Linked DNA regions of Homo sapiens: region 2 is linked to region 1. Evidence: read pairs that join two places in POLR2A ChIA-PET (ENCODE). Cell type or tissue: Panc1. All regions are shown on one strand. Each heading gives the region's core, and the rest is flanking DNA. Links, peaks and the distances in the headings are about the cores only. Region 1 overlaps PRKAB1 (protein kinase AMP-activated non-catalytic subunit beta 1). Region 2 has its middle 25 kb from the start of HNF1A-AS1.

Region 1 (8,149 bases), core at 2,093-7,092:
GAAAATGAGATGATGACAACATAAGTAAGGCTGCTCCTAGAATGCCTGATTTTCAAAGTAAAGTCCTGTTACCATCTCCCAACAGAGCTGTCCAGTTCTCCCCCAGGACCCTACCATCAGGAGCCCTACGTCTGCAAACCCGAAGAGCGCTTTCGGGCACCCCCTATTCTCCCCCCACATCTCCTCCAGGTCATCCTGAACAAGGACACGGGGATTTCCGTAAGTATGTGGGCATCTGCCCGGACCATCCGCCGTGGGTCATGTTCAGTTGCTTTCTTTCCTGTGTCCACCTCTTGCAAAGCAGCTGGTGAGCAAGCTCAGTGTCACCCCCTAGTGTGAACTGTGCCGTTCACCTCTGCTGTGGGGATGGGCTGATAACAAGAGGTTCCCAGTGTGGACACCGCTGCCTCGTCTTGCAAAGCCTTTCTGCACTACTCTTCCTTGTCCTTCACGCCTGCCTCAGTCTAAGCCCTGTTCAATTTACATTTCATGACAAACTGTATCACCATCTCTTCTTAGTAAGCTACATGCTCTGGCCCCCACATTTTAGAATCTAGTTTTAATCATTCAATTGCTTTTAGAAATATCAGTACTCCTGGATCAAAATTTGGGATATCTAGGTAACACACATTTCTCCTCCGGGAAATTATTACATGCAGAAAAGAAGTGTGTGTCCTCCTGGATCTTGAAGAACAGCCAGTTCTGTTGTGATTCTGTTTTCTGTTCCATCTAACCTGGATTGCCTGCCCAGTCCGCCTAGCTCTGGGATGCATGGCACAGCCGTAATTCTTGGGAATCCAGGAATTCAGCTTGGTCCAAGCTACCTCTTAAGAGGCATTGTTTACGAGGTGCTTAAAGTAACCATGCTGCTACTGAACACTCCACCCTGAAGTGGAGGGCATGTGTGCTGAGACGAGGAATGCACGTGTACACATGCAGGTGTCCCTACAGTGGTCCCTGCCGGGCTGCCAGGACAGGGTCTCAGTGCTTGTTACCCTACAGGGTACCCAACAGGGCTTGCCTTTCTCAGGTCACCTCCTGTGCTGGGAGTGCCCCTGCAGCTGGGTAGCCATCCTGGTATAGGCCCAGAAGAGGCCAGTGGTAAGGACAGCACGCCTCAGCTGGCAGGGCCCACCATCTTTCCAGCACTGAGTTGGCAACAGTCTCAAATAGGTCACAGGTGAAGAGTTTCAAGGACATGTAGCTTCTGCCTTAGAAGCACTTAGTTGACACTGCTTCCCTTAGCTCTAACTTTACAAAGGTTGGTGGGTAAGATGACTTTCAGTGCCCTCCTAAGCTAGTGAGGTTTGTTTTTTTTTTTTTTTTTTTTTGAGACGGAGTCTTGCTCTGTTGCCCAGGCTGGAGTGCTGTGGTGCCATCTTGGCTCACTGCAAGCTCCGCCTCCCGAGTTCACGCCATTCTCCTGCCTCAGCCTCCCGAGTAGCTGGGACTACAGGCCCCCGCCACCACGCCCGGCAAATTTTTTGTATTTTTAGTAAAGATGGGGTTTCACCATGTTAGCCAAGATGGTCTCGATCTCCTAGCCTCGTGATCCACCCGCCTCGGCCTCCCAAAGTGCCGGGATTACAGGCGTGAACCACCGTGCCTGGCCAGGTTTTGTTTTTTCTAGAAAAGGGAGGCATCACTAGCCATCTTCTCTGATGGAGACTGCTGCTGGGAATAGACAAGCTGAGAGTGGCCCAGGGGGCTGGGAATATGAGAATGTCAGGACCCCTCTGTCCAAGGTAGCACTAAGCTCTAATGTAAACTGTGGTTACAGTTGTCACTACTAAAGGGTTAACATTTATTTTGCCCCAAACTAATCTTAAGTGCTTTTCGTGTATTCTTATTCAAGCCTCACAACAACCATGTGAAGTAGGTGCAATTATTACCCCCATTTTAGGGATGGGGAAACTGAGGCACAGAGCAGTAGGGAGAACACTTAAAATCTACTGTCTTAGAGATTTTCAAGAATACATTGTTACTAATAGTCACCGTGTTGTACAGTGGATCTCTTGAACGTATTCCTCCTGTCTAACTGAAATGTTGTATTCTTTGACCAGCATCTCCCTACCCCCACCACTCCTAGCCGCTGGCAACCACCACTCTACTCTCTACTTCTGTGAGTTCGACTTTCTTGGATTCCACATAAGTGACATCACATGGGATTTGTCTTTCTGTGCCTGGCTCATTTCACTTAATGTCCTCCAGGTTTATCCATGCTGTCACAGATGACAAGATTCCTTTTGTAAGGCTCAGCAGCACTGCATTGTGTATCAGTACCTCATTTCTTTATCCATTCATCCATTGTGGACACCTACGTTGATTCCACGTCTTGGCTATTATGAATAGAGCTGCAGTGAACGTGGGAGTACAGATATCTCGACATGCTGATTTCATTTCCTTGGAGTATCTACCCTGTAGTGGGATTGCTAGACCATGTGGTAATTTTAGTTATAACTTTTTAGGAACCTTCATGCCATTTTCCATAATGGTTGTACTAATTTACATGCCCATCAGCAGTGCACTAAAAGTAGCTTTTAAGTGTTCTCACCACAAAAACATGGTAAGCATGTTCTGCGTGTGTTGATGAGCTTGATTTAGCCATTCCACAATGTGTCCATATTTCAAAACAACATATTGTACATGGTAAATATACATAATTTTATCTGTCAATCTTTGAAATTGATTAATTTTTTAAAAACCCCTCTTAGGCTCACACAGCAACTGGCTGAGCCAGCAGTCACATCAGGCTTGGCTGGTGCCAGATCCTTGGTAGTTGGTGCTCTCAGCAGCCACCCTGAATGGCCTCCCAGCGGGAGCTTGCTGAGTATTTGTTGACACAATGATTGGCCCAGCCTCTGGGATCCTAAGCCTACAGCAGTTGTTCTACACTTTTTTCCATTTGAATTGCATTTATAACAGTTGGGGGTATACAATGAAAAAATAAATCCCGATTTCTGGCTTCTCTTAAAACATAGGAAGGTGCGGCGGGCAGCTCTGAGTGCCAGCCCGGTGGCAGATTTTCCAGAGTAGTGGTGTCTTGCCCAGGTATCCGTTTCATTCTTCAGGTTCATTGAGTCTTACAGATACAAGTTTTGAATCCATTGCTCAGGAGCGTTTAGTGCAGATGGTCTCTTCCTGTGTTCTCTGAAAGTGCTGTTAATAGCTGCTTTCTTCCTGCCCCACCCTCCATAAGAGGACAGGGCCGTGGCCCACACTTGAAAGAGGCCGGGGTAAATGCCTGGCCAGAGACACACACCGATGCCTCCAGCAGGCATGCAGGGAGCTCCCTTCAGGTCAGAAGGCGTGACCTTCATCTCACCTGTCGTCTTGGACAAGCCCTTGCGCTGCCTGATTTGGGAAGAGAGGTCGGCCTGAGCGCTGCCTCCTGTCCTTTGATATCTGGCACTGGGAAGTAAAGGGGAGAATCTTGGTTTCCAAATCCCAAATGCTCACCGCTGCCTTTGTTCCCTCACAGTGTGATCCAGCTTTGCTTCCTGAGCCCAATCACGTCATGCTGAACCACCTATACGCGCTGTCTATCAAGGTAATGACATGTCTGTCCCCATGAGAGCTGTGTTGCCCAGTGTGTGCTCTGAGGACCCCCAGCAGTGGAATGACCTGGCGGGACTGACTTAAAGGGCAGCTTCCAGGGTCTGGCACAGGCCATCAGGCTCAGGTTCTGAAGCTGGCCCGGGAATTTGTGGTTTTATGAAGCCCTTAATGATTCTCATGTCCTCTGAGGCTTGAGCCCCTTAGTCCAGCCTTTGATCATTTCCACCTTGTTCCTTAGGATGGAGTGATGGTGCTCAGCGCAACCCACCGGTACAAGAAGAAGTACGTCACCACCTTGTTATACAAGCCCATATGAAGAGCTGGGGGCGGATGGTGGCCCAGGAGACAGCACACCACCAGGCTCCACACGTGCATGCTTTCCCCAAGAGGGAATGGACTGTACATTGCTCATTTCACACTCTTCAGAAGACATTTCATACCTGCCCTGGTCCTGCTTGAAGGTTTGTCCAGGCAGAGCAGCTCCTGCAGCGCCTCGGTCTGTGACAGTCCTCCTAGCACCCCCATGGCTTTGAGCCTCGGGGACTCATCAAGTCCAAGAAAAGAGGGAGGGGTGGCAGAGGATCTGCAGCCCTGGCCCCGCGGTGCATGAGGCTGGGTGCAGTTCTAAACCTACATTCTCGATTTTTCTTAAGCCAAAAATGAATGCTAACTCCTTTGCCAGTAAAATTCTGGGAAACAGGGACTGAGGCCACACATCATTTCCAGTCATCTGTGTGTTTTTAAGGCCAGCCACTTGTCCCTGTTGAGGCCTGGCTATGGAACTAAATACAGTGTTGGTCTTGCCTGTCCTTCAAAATCAACAACAGATTGTCTCTCGGCTCCAGGGAGGTGTCATTTCTATAGAAATTAGAAGCTTTCTGATTTCTAGATGAGGTTTTACAATTGTTTCTTACAGTCATGTGCACTAAGTACTCTTTTTGTAAGCAGAGGTGGCTGGCTCTGCAGCCTTAAGGCCATTTTTTAAGTCACCACGTCTAGAAGTCACATGAACTCTGCTCAGCAATAATCTGTTCTCAGAACAGACTTTTCAACCTGCTGCCGGATTTCTCCATTCAGCTGGATGATCCTCAGGACTGACCAGTTAGCTGGCAGGTTGTCCAGCTTTTTATTCCAGTCATAATAGGTGACAGTGTTAACCGTGAAAACTTGAGAGGCACTCTGCCCTCTTCCCTATAAAATCACACAGCGTGATTTTACAAGGTCCCGTGGCACCTTGCTCAGGACCTCTGCCCCTAGTTAGCAAGACTGCAGCAGTTGCTGTTGCTTATTCTGAAAGGAATGTAGAACTTGACAGCAGCCTTCTGAGTCTGGGTCAGGAAGATGTCCTTTGGACCAAAGCAGACTTCTTTATACGCAGCTCAGTTTCCCGGGAGTCGCCACAGATGTACCCACTAGCCCAGGTTGCTGTGAGTCAGCGGAAGCTCCCGTTATGCCCTTTGCTCCTGGTGGGAGAGGGAGGAGTGAGCTCCCTGGGTTCCAGTATTTACTTGGTATACCTGAGTTTGGGGGTACCCTTTTTTGTGACTTTTCAAAACAGTGAATTACTGTCACCTTGATGGACAAGTTTCAATAAAACTTTGTAAAAATAATTGGACATGTGCCTGGAGGAGCTCTGATTTTATTCAGTCCCTTGGAGAAGAGACTGGAACTCTTCGAGAGTTGCGTTTCAGTACCGTTCTTGTGGCTCTGAGCGGACAGGGCTACTCCAGCTGCCCAGGCCTGAGAACCAGTCCTGTGACTCACACCCATTCACACAGTTTGGAACCTTAAGGGACCCCTAAAACTGAGCCCCTCTGAACAGCTCAAGTCACAAGGGGAAGCTGAAGAGGGGTAACAGCAGAGGCTCCTGGCTTCGGCCAGTTGTTGGTGTCCCCAGGCCAGAGGGTTTGTTTCCTTTTGCTCCTAAACAAGCCCGGTGGGACAGCCTGGGATCGTGACCCTGGCGTGTGAGAGAGCAGGACGTTGTGGAGTCAGAGCTGTTTTCATCCACTAAAAGAGGCCGTGTCCCTCCTCCAAAAAGGTGGAAGGTTATGGGTGTTCCTTTAAGCCTTCTCAGGTATCAGGAAACATTTTAAATTTAGCAGAAAAGCATGCTAATGAGCTCTACCCACTGGTGCAGAAAACCCAAGCTGAAAATGCTATGTAAAATAAGACTGGTTTACTGGAGCCAGTCACCCCATGAGTTCTCCAAGCCCTGGGGCCACAGGGGACTTCCAGGTGAGGTCACTGCTGAGATGATGGAGGAGACACAAAACAAGAGGACATGGTCAGAGACAACACATCTCTGTGCGTATTCAAAGGATTTCATTTTCTTTAAAAAGCACATTATAGTCGGAAAGCCTGCCCACCAAGTGAAAGCCTCCATACCCAAGAAGCTAAAGGTTAATGGTGATTTTACAAAGGTGGAAAAGGAGACCTTGTTTTGCCCAAATCACAGGGGCAAAGCCATATGTCAAATCGTGTCCTATGACCAAGTAATCCTTTCTTCATTAGCATTTCCTTTATGGGTGAGGACTTAGTTAAAGCTTAACTCAAATTGCTTTTCAATGAAGATACATTTTTCCCTCTAGAAGCTGATATACAGATGAATTTATAGAGCCAAATTAAAGCCTAAAAAATTACTAAAATGTAAATCAGTATTGCAGGGCTAAGGCCACAAACAGGAAGTCAAAAGGCCAGACAAGAAAATTGTGCCTGCACCTCAGCTAGCTCAATTAGGAAATCTCCAAGGCTCCTAAAAGACTGAGAGAAAAAACCTGGAACATCATGATACGATCTGTGGCTGAGGTCAGAGACTGAACGAGCCAGTCTAGGAAAGAACAAAATTTCATTTTAATTCAGTTCCTTTTGTATGAGCACAGTTTCACTTTCAAGCATTTACTTCCCATATCTGATCCTCCTCTGCTATTGTGTCACCTTCAAAATTCAAATGTCCCCAATGTGATAGTATTAAGAGGTAGGGCCTTTAAGAAGAGATTAGGTCATGAGAGCCCCTCCTCTCATGAATGAAATTGAGGTTCTTATCAAAGAGGCTTCAGGCAGCATTCAGCTCATGTGCCCTGGCACCTTCTGCCATGTGAGGACACACAGCTTTTCTCCCCTGCAGAGGACCCAAGCACAAGGCGCCATCTGGGAAGCAGAGAGTAGCCCTCACTAGACAAGCAAACCTGCCCATGCCTTAATCTTGGACTTCCCAGCCTCCAGAACTGTGAGAGAATGAATTTTTGTTCTTTATAAATTACCCATTCTCAGGTATTTTGTTAAAGCAGCACTAAATGGGCTAAGACATCCACCAATGTTTACAAATGGTTTGAATGAATTGATGAAGACCCAAGACATGGACCACTCATCAAATCATAAAGTTTCTGAGGAATAAAAGCTTCAGCACTCATCTTGGCCAGCAAATTAGTGGAGAAACAAACTAGAGCCTTCTGCCCTGGTATGCCAACTATAATTGTCTTCAGGAGAAAACATGGAAGTTGTAGATACGTATACATTTCTTCTAAAACCCCAGTCATCCCTATTAATTGTAAAAACATCCACAGGATCCTCCTAAGAGTCATCGTCACTATAGTGAGTCAGACATTTGGAGAAGATCCCAAAAGCTGGAGCAGCAGCCGGAGCCCCGTCTCTGGGACCCCAGCCACTGGCTCTAGAACGAGCCACCAGGCTCTGCCCTCAGGGTGGGCTCCCACAACTACATTGTCGTCTTGTCTTTCATACAACTAAAGAGCCTTTCCCCAGATGAGGATGCCAGCTCTTACTGCTACCTCCCCCTAAAAGAATTCACCCATCCCATCTGAAATACTCAGTGGCCAGTGAGAACAGGCCAAGATGTGTATACCCTTGGTCGATTTTTTGTTTCCTTTTTTGTGGCTCTCTGAAAGACAGCCTGACTTATGCAGAGTAATAAAGTCATTTTCAAGGTTCTTTCATCTACCTCTAACAATCTCTCTAGGGCAAATAGAGTTCCGTTCATCATTAACAGACTCAAGGGAAAACAAAGTGATCAACACTGGACTCTATTTCCACTACCCCCACCCTCCCCAGCTTCAGGAAACAGCTTCAGCATTTGAGTGGGCAAATAAGAAACTATTTTTCTCATTTAACACTGTAGGCCTAGAGCCACGGTCTACATGCTTTAGACATCATTAGCAGTATTTAAATTGCCAAGGAAGACATGGGACTAAAACTAGAACAGACCACGGTTTCTCAACCTTGGCACTATTGAGGCTTTGGGCCAGATAATGCTTTACAGTGGGGGGCTGTCCTTTGCCTTGTAGGATGTTGAGCAGCATCTCTGACCTCCACCCATTGGATACCAGTAGTACTCCCGAGTTGTGACAACCAAAAATGTCTCCAGACATTGTCAAATGTCCTCTGGGAGGAGGGAAGCAAAATCTCCCCATGGCTTAGAACCAGTGGAACAAGCCAGTGTAACCACTGTATTCTGAGAATGGAATCTGAGCTGGCCCCCACGAATGCTTTCTATAGCAAATCACATTCAAGAGGTCCAATTCTGAAGACAGTCCTATTAAGCAAATTCTCTTTTGGCCTAACCCTCCAAATC
Region 2 (8,149 bases), core at 1,160-6,159, 1.3 Mb after region 1:
TACCAGCTACTCGGGAGGCTGAGGCAGGAGAATCACTTGAACCCTGGAGGCAGAAGTTGCAGTGAGCAGAGATCGTGCCATTGCACTGCAGCCTGGGGGACAAGAGCGAGATTTTTGTCTCAAAAAAAATAAAAAATAAAAAAAAAAGAAAGAAAGAAAAGAAAAGAAAAGAGAGGTAGAAGAGGTCACGTGAGCACACAGTAAGAAGGTAGCTGTCTACAAGCCAGAGAAGAGGCCTCAGAATAAAATCTACCTTGCCAACACCTTGATCTTGGACTTCCCAGCCTCCAGAACTATAAGAAATAAATTTCTTAGCCAGGCACAGTGGCTCATGTCTGTAATCCCAGCACTTTGGGAGGCTGAGGTGGGCAAATCGTTTGAGGTCACGAGTTCAAGATGAGCCTGGCCAACATGGTGAAACCCCGTCTCTACCAAAAATACAAAAAAAATTAGCCAGTCATAGTGGCACACACCTGTAATCCCAGCTACTTGGGAGACTGAGGCAGGAGAATTGCTTGAACCTCAGAGGTGGAGGTTGCTGTGAGCCCAGATCGCATCATTGCACTCCAGCCTGAGTGACAGAGCAAGACTCCGTCTCAAAAAGAAAAAAAAAAAAGGAAGAAATTTCTCAATCTACAGTACTTTGCTGTGGCTGACCAAGCAGATAAGACATAACAGAACCCACCTTAAATTATTGCTTTTTTTGACATATCTTTGACAGATATTTGAATATCTAGAAAGCACTTGAAGCTGTGTCTGGCATGGAGTTAGTCCTACTCACTGTTTTTTTGTTTTGTTTTGTTTGTTTGTTTTTTGAGATGGAGTCTTGCTCTGTTGCCCAAGCTGGAGTGCAGTGGTGCCATCTCAGCTCACCGCAACCTCCACCTTTTGAGTTCAAGGGATTCTCCCACCTCAGCCTCCCAAGTAGCTGGGATTACAGGTGTGCGCCACAATGCCTGGCTAATTTTTGTATTTTTAGTAGCGACAAGGTTTCACCATGTTGGCCAGGCTGGTCTCAAACTCCTGGCCTCAAGTGATCTTCCTGCCTCGGCCTCCCAAAGTGCTGGGATTACAGACATGAGCCATCGCGCCCAGCCCCCACTCACTGTTAAGATTGTCACACACCAGCTATATGTATTTATGGAATGAATAAACAAATCTATTTTGCAAAATAAGTTCTTAAATAGTGGATCTCTTAAAGTGGATTTACCTGTATTATTATCTCAGAATTCTTGGACACAGATGAACTTCTTCTTCTTCTTTTTTTTTTTTTTTTTTTTTTTGAGACAGAGTCTTACTGTTATCACCCAGGCTGGAGTGCAGTGGCGTGATCTCAGCTCACTGCCACCTCCGCCTCCCAGGTTCAAGTGATTCTCCTGCCTCAGCCTCCCAAGTAGCTGGGATTACAGGAGCACACCACCATGACCAGCTAATTTTTGTATTTTTAGTAGAAACAGGGTTTCACCATGTTGGCCAGATTGGTCTTGAACTCCTGACCTCAGGTGCTCCACCCACCTTGGCCTCCCAAAGTGTTGGGATTACAGGCATGAGCCACTGTGCCCGGCCAGATGAACTTCTTAAGAAGAGAACTTATAAAAAACAAAAATATCAACTTGAAATGGGCAGGTGGGTAGAAGTATGTATCTCCAACCCTTAGAGTTCCGAGAGCATCCACCAGGGGGCCGTGCGCCTTCTCCTTCTTCCAAAACTTCACTGACCCCTGGAAGCAGTCATTTCAGAAAGGAAGAGAAAGTTGGGTTTTTCCATGGGTTTACCCCATGGAAATAAACAAAGCCAATACAATCTCGGTGTGGCTGGGTGGGGAAAAAAAACAAAACAAAACTCAGGCCAGGGTAAGAAGAAGTAAGTCTGGGTCTTTGTTTCATTGGCCCTGGGGAGGAGCCTAGGTGATATCTCTGAGCCTCGGTTTTCTCATCTGGAAAAATGGAAATAATCCTATCTAGTGCACAGAGTTCTTGGGAGCACCAAATAAAAGCATTTTCTTTTTTTTTCTTTTTCTTTCTTTCTTTTTTTTTTTTTTTTGAGACGGAGTCCCACTCTGTCGCCCAGGCTGGAATGCAGTGATGCAATCTAGGGTCACTGCAAACTCCGCCTCCCAGGTTCAAGTGACTCTCCTGCCTCAGCCACCCGAGTAGCTGGGATTACAGGTGCCCACCACTATGCCCAGCTAATTTTTTTAATTTTTTTTTTTTGAGACGGAGTCTCACTCTGTTGCCCAGGCTGGAGGCAATGGTGTGATCTTGGCTCACCGAAACCTCCGCCTCCTGGGTTCAAGCAATTCTCCTGCCTCAGCCTCCCAAGTAGCTGGGATTACAGGCATGCACCACCACGCCCAACTAATTTGGTATTTTTAGTAGAGACAGGATTTCTCCATGTTGATCAGGCTGGTCTCGAACTCCTGACCTCAGGTGATCCAACCGCCTCGGCCTCCCAAAGTGCTGGGATTACAGGCATGAGCCACTGCGCCCCGCCAATAAAAGCATTTTCTAAAAGATCAGCTGTTGCTATCTGATATAGTTTGGCTGTGTCCCCACCCAGATCTCATCTTGAATTGTAGTTCCCATAATTCCCATGTGTTGTGGGAGGGACCTGGTGGGAGGTAATTGAATCATGAGGGCGGTTTCCCCCATACTGCTCTCAGGGCAGTGAATAAACCTCACAAGATCTGATGGTTTTATAAGGGGTTTCCCTTTTCACTTGGCTCTCATTCTCTCTTGCCTGCTGCCATGTAAGACGTGCTTTTTGCTTTCTGCCATGATTGTGAGGCCTCCCCAGCCGCGTGGAACTGTGAGTCCACCCTTTTTCTTTCTAAATTACCCAGTCTCCAGTATGTCTTTATCAGCATTGTGAAAATGAACTAATACACTATCACATCACTAAGTTACATGGACCCATTTTACATGGAGTATCTAGTTATAGGGAGAGTGAAGGTCCCTCAAGACCACACCCCAGGACTTGCCCAATTCAGGCCACCAATGTCTGTTGTTTAGCACTCAGCAATTAAATGCACTTAGATTGGACATAAATTCTTTTTGCCATAGTCTCTGCCATTACATGTTGTATACGCTTGTCTTGCTTTGCTTCACCTGCTTGGACCCTAAAGGGTTCTGAGTTTGCAACTTCTGGTCTAAATAGAGAGTTTTCCTCTGTGTCAGTCAGATGATATCTGGAGCGCTGCTATTTATTGAGGCAGGCACCAAGCTCTATGCGTAATATATGTAAGCCAAATATAACTAAGGCTTCTCATTGCCTCGTCTCTGCATGGTGACTTATTTGGCAGAAAAATATAATTGGAAGTAATTAAAATCTTTTCTCAGTCTCAAAAAAATGCCAGAGTGAGTATATTTTTAAAAAAGAGTGTTTTGGAGGTATAGTTGATATACAATAAACTGTACACATTTAAAGCACGCAATTTTATGAATTCTGATATAAGCCTACACCTGTGAAACCATCACCATGATCAAAATAATTGGCCAGGCATGGTGGCTCATGCCTGTAATCCCAGCACTTTGGGAGGCCGAGGCGGGCAGATCACGAGGTCAGGAGATCGAGGCCATCCTGGCTAACATGGTGAAACCCCGTCTCTACTAAAAATACAAAAATTAGGCGGGTGTGGTGGTGCACGCCTGTAATCCCAGCTACTCAAGATATTGAGGCAGGAGAATCGCTTGAGCCTGGGAGGTGGATGTTGCAGTGAGCTGAGATCATGCCACTGCACTCCAGCCTGGGGAACAGAGCAAGACTCTGTCTCAAAAAAAAAAAAAGGGGGGGGGGGGAAGAAGAACAAAATAATTAATATCGTTACAACTCCTAGAAGTTTCCTCATGTCCTTTTTTGTTTTTGAGACAGAGTCTCATTCTGTCACCCAGGCTGGAGTGCAATGGCACTATCTCTGCTCACTGCAACCTCCGCCTCCCAGGTTGAAGTGATTCTCCTGCCTCAGCCTCTCGAGTAGCTGGGATTACAGGCACATGCCACCATGCCTGGCTAATTTTTGTATTTTTGGTAGAGACGGGGTTTCACCATGTTGGCCAGGCTGGTCTCGAACTCCCGACCTCAAGTGATTTGCCCACCTTGGCCTCCCAAAGTGCTCGGATTACAGGCGTGAGCTGGCCCTCCTCATGTGTTTTTGTGATCGCCTGGCCCGGACAGCCTCCATCACTCCTCTCAGCCCCAAATTGCTCACTCAACGGCCGAGTCCTAGAGGGAACATGTGGCTGCCCTAGCCTGGATTATGTGCCCACCATTTGATTGCAGCTGGAGCAGAGACGGGGAGAACTGGACGTTTGTACATCTGTGTAGGGGGCAGGTGTGTCACCCACTCTCCTGTGACTGCTCACAAAGGAGGGTAGGTCTCCATAGGGAATGAAGTGCTGCTGACCACTGAATATCCCAAGCCCACAAATGCTCACTGCAGCTGCTACTATTTAAATCCAGGAGAGGGCTAGTCGCGGTGGCTCACGCCTCTAATCCCAGCACTTTGGGAGGCCGAGGTGGGTGGATCATGAGGTCAAAAGATTGAGACCATCCTGGCCAACATGGTGAAACCCTGTCTCCACTAAAAATACAAACAATTAGCCGGGCGTGGTGGTGGGCGCCTGTAGTCCCAGCTACTCGAGAGGCTGAGGCAGGAAAATGGCGTGAACCCGGGAAGTGGAGGTTGCAGTGAGCTGAGATTGTACCACTGCACTCCAGCCTGGTGACAGAACGAGACTCCATCTAAAAAAAAAAAAAATTCCAGGAGAGAAAGCGCATGCTTCTTGATAAGACCAGGGCAGAGTTGCGTGGCCTATTCTACCCTCCCTTGCTTCCCAAGTAATCACTAACCTCCCCTCCTCTCCCCTCCCCTTTTCTGTGCTTTGCTCTGTCACCCAGGCTGGAGTGCAGTGGTGTGATCTTGGCTCACTGCAACCTCCGCCTCCTGGGTTCAATAAATTCTTGGCTGGGCGTGGTGGCTCACACCTGTAATCCCAGCACTTTGGGAGGCCGAGGCGGGCGGATCACGAGATCAGGAGTTCAAGACCAGCCTGGCCAATATGGTGAAACCCTGTTTCTACTAAAAATACAAAAAATTAGCCACGCTTGGTGGTGCACACCTGTAGTCCCAGCTACTCGGGGGGCTAAGGCAGGAGAATCGCTTGAACCCGGGAGGTGGAGGTTGCAGTGAGCCGAGATAGTCCCACTGCACTCCAGCCTGGGCGACAGAGTGTGACTCCGTCTCACAAAAAAAAAAAAAAAGAAAGAAATTCTCATGCCTCAGCCTCCCGAGTAGCTGGGACTACACACCACCATGCCCAGCTAATTTTTGTGTTTTTGGTGGAGACGGGGTTTCACCATTTTTGCTGGGCTCGTCTCAAATTCCTGGCCTCAAGTGATCTGCCCGCCTCAGCCTCCCATAGTGCTAGGATTACAGGCGTGAGCCACTGTGCCCAGACTAATCTGCTTTCTTTCATGCAGATAAGTTTGCATTTTCTAGAATTTTATGTATATAAAATTGTATAGTATATACTCATTTTTGTCTGGCTTCTTTCACCCAGCGTATTATTCTGAGATTTGTCCATGTTGTGTGTATCAGTAGTTCATTCTTTTTTGTTGCTGAGTAGCATTCAGTTATATGGACAGACCATATTCTATTTGTCCATTCACTGATTGATGGTCATTTGGGTTGTTTCCAGTCTTTGGCTGTGACAAATAAAGCTACTATGAACATGTGTGTACAAGTCTTTGTGTAGACGTACACTTTCATTTCTCTCAGATAAGGAACCAAATGGCTGGATCTATGATAGTTGCATATTTATTTTTATTTTTATTTTATTTATTTATTTTTTTTTTGAGATGGAGTACCACTTGCTCTGTCGCCCAGGCTGGAGTGCAATGGTGCAATCTCAGCTCACTGCAACCTCCGCCACCTGCCTCAGCCTCCTGAGTACCTGGGATTATAGGAGCGCACCACCATGCCCAGCTAATTTTTGTATTTTTAGTGGAGATGGGGTTTCACCATGTTGCCCAGGCTGGTCTCGAACTCAGCTCAAGCAATTGCCTGCCTTGGCTTCCCAAAGCGCTGGGATTACAGGCATAAGCCACCACGCCCAGCAATTGATCTCTCTTTTTTTTTTTTCCTTGAGACAGGGTATCACTTTATCGTCCAGGCTGGTGTGCAGTGGCAAGATCACAGCAGCACCTCCAGGACTTAAGTGATCCTCGAACCTCAGCCTCTTGAGTAGCTGGAACTACAGGCAGGCCCCACCACGCCCAGCTGATTTTTGTATTTTTTTTGTAGAGACGGGGTTTTGCCATGTTGCCCGAGCTGGTCTTGAACTTGGCTCAAGTGAACACCCGCCTCAGCCTCTCAAAGTATTGGTGTGTCCGGAATTGGTGGGTTCTTGGTCTCACTGACTTCAAGAATGAAGCCATGGACCCTCCCAGTGAGTGTTACAGTTCTTAAAGGTGGCGTATCTGGAGTTTGTTCCTTCTGATGTTTGGATGTGTTCGGAGTTTCTTCCTTCTGGTGGGTTCGTGGTCTCACTGGCTCAAGAGTGAAGCTGCGGACCTTTGGGGTGACTGTTACAGCTCTTAAGGCGGCGTGTCTGGAGTTGTTTGTTCCTCCTGGTGGGTTTATGGTCTCGCTGGCTTCAGGAGTGAAGCTGCAGACCTTCGCAGTGAGTGTTATACCTCATAAAGGCAGTGTGGACCCAAAGAGTGAGCAGTAGCAAGATTTATTGCAAAGGGCGAAAGAACAAAAGAACAAGCCTTCCACAGTGTGGAAGGGGACCCGAGCGGGCTGCCACTGCTGGCTTGGTCAGCCTGCTTTTATTCTCTTATCTGGCCCCACCCACATCCTGCTGATTGGTCCATTTTACAGAGAACCGAGTGGTCTGTTTTGACAGGGTGCTGATTGGTGCGTTTACAATCCCTGAGCTAGACACAAAGGTTCTCCACTTCCCCACTAGATTAGCTAGATACAGAGTGTGGACACAAAGGTTCTCCAAGTCCCCACCAGAGTAGCTAGATACAGAGTGCCGATTGGTGTATTTACAAACCCTGAGCTAGACACAGGGTGCTGATTGGTGTGTTTACAAACCTTGAGCTAGATACAGAGTGCCTATTGGTGTATTTACAATCCCTTAGCTAGACATAAAGGTTCTCCAAGTCCCCACCAGAGTCAGGAGCCCAGGTGGCTTCACCCAGTGGATCTCCCACTGGGGCTGCAGGTGGAGCCACCTGCCAGTCCCCCGCCGTGCGCCCACACTCCTCAGCCCTTGGGTGGTCGATGGGACTGGGCGCCGTGGAGCAGGGGGCGGTGGTCATCGGGGAGGCTCCGACTGCACAGGAGCCCACGGAGGCGGTGGAGGGGGGTGCGGGTGGGGGCTCAGGCATGGCGGGCTGCAGGTCCCAAGCTCTACCCCGCAGGAAGGCAGCTAAGGCCCGGCGAGAAATAGAGCACAGCGCCCGTGGCCCGGCACTGCTGGGGGACCCAGTACACCCTCCGCAGCTGCTGGCCCGGGTGCTAAGCCCCTCATTGCCCGGGGTGGCAGGGCCGGCCGGCTGCTCCGAGTGTGGGGCCCGCCAAGCCCACGCCCACCCGGAACTCCAGCTGGCCCACAAGTGCCAACCCGCACAGCCCCAGTTGCCGCTCCCGCCTCTCCCTCCACACCTCCCTGCAAGCTGAGGGAGCTGGCTCCAGCCTTGGCCAGCCCAGAAAGGGGCTCCCACAGTGCAGCGGCGGGCTGAAGGGCTCCTCAAGTGTGGCCAAAGTGGGAGCCCAGGCAGAGGAGGCGCCGAGAGCGAGGGAGGGCTGTGAGGGCTGCCAGCACGCTGTCACCTCTCATTGGGATTACAGGCTTGAGCCACCGTGCCTGGCCCTCCACTTTATACTTCAAACAGCAATGTATAGGTGTTCCAGCTGCCACACATCCTTGTCAGCACTTGTTATTGTCAGTCCTTTTAATTTTAGCCATTCTAATAGGTGTGGTTTTGTAGCATGTACATTTTCAGTGCAGAGTAAGACTTCTTTAAAACATTTCTTCTTCTCTCACAATAGTATGCAGAGAGGAAGTGGTATGCCCAGGTCTCAAATTATCTGACAACTTTTGTCTCAAGACACAGCCTATTGCTGGGATTCTGCCTG

The links. ChIA-PET counts read pairs that join two places held together with the same protein. Peaks named below come from ENCODE experiments on the same cell type or tissue, not always from the same donor. Only the 100,000 strongest peaks of a DNase experiment are listed, where the experiment ranks them.
Region 2: POLR2A ChIA-PET joins it to region 1 with 6 read pairs; 1 of 35 experiments calls an interaction of 5 or more read pairs at or near these places.

Annotation. Positions count from the first base shown.
Region 1 is chr12:119,676,452-119,684,600 of GRCh38, forward strand. It overlaps PRKAB1 (protein kinase AMP-activated non-catalytic subunit beta 1), which reads left to right. Exons shown (of 7, transcript NM_006253.5): 5 at 86-219; 6 at 3,482-3,550; 7 at 3,797-5,168. The coding sequence ends at 3,874. All of the region lies in intron 1 of LOC124903033 (a long non-coding RNA gene), which reads right to left. Among named protein-coding and RNA genes, the nearest start is that of PRKAB1, 12 kb to the left of the region's middle. RefSeq lists enhancers at 951-1,452, 1,453-1,952, 2,756-3,955, 5,551-5,610, 5,781-5,910. In Panc1, for the core only: no CTCF peak of the experiment used is centred there; no DNase peak of the experiment used is centred there; H3K27ac peaks cover 2,486 bases.
Region 2 is chr12:120,943,060-120,951,208 of GRCh38, forward strand. No RefSeq gene overlaps it. Among named protein-coding and RNA genes, the nearest start is that of HNF1A-AS1, 25 kb to the right of the region's middle. In Panc1, for the core only: a CTCF peak has its summit at 1,696 (motif pointing right); a DNase peak (open chromatin) is centred at 1,669.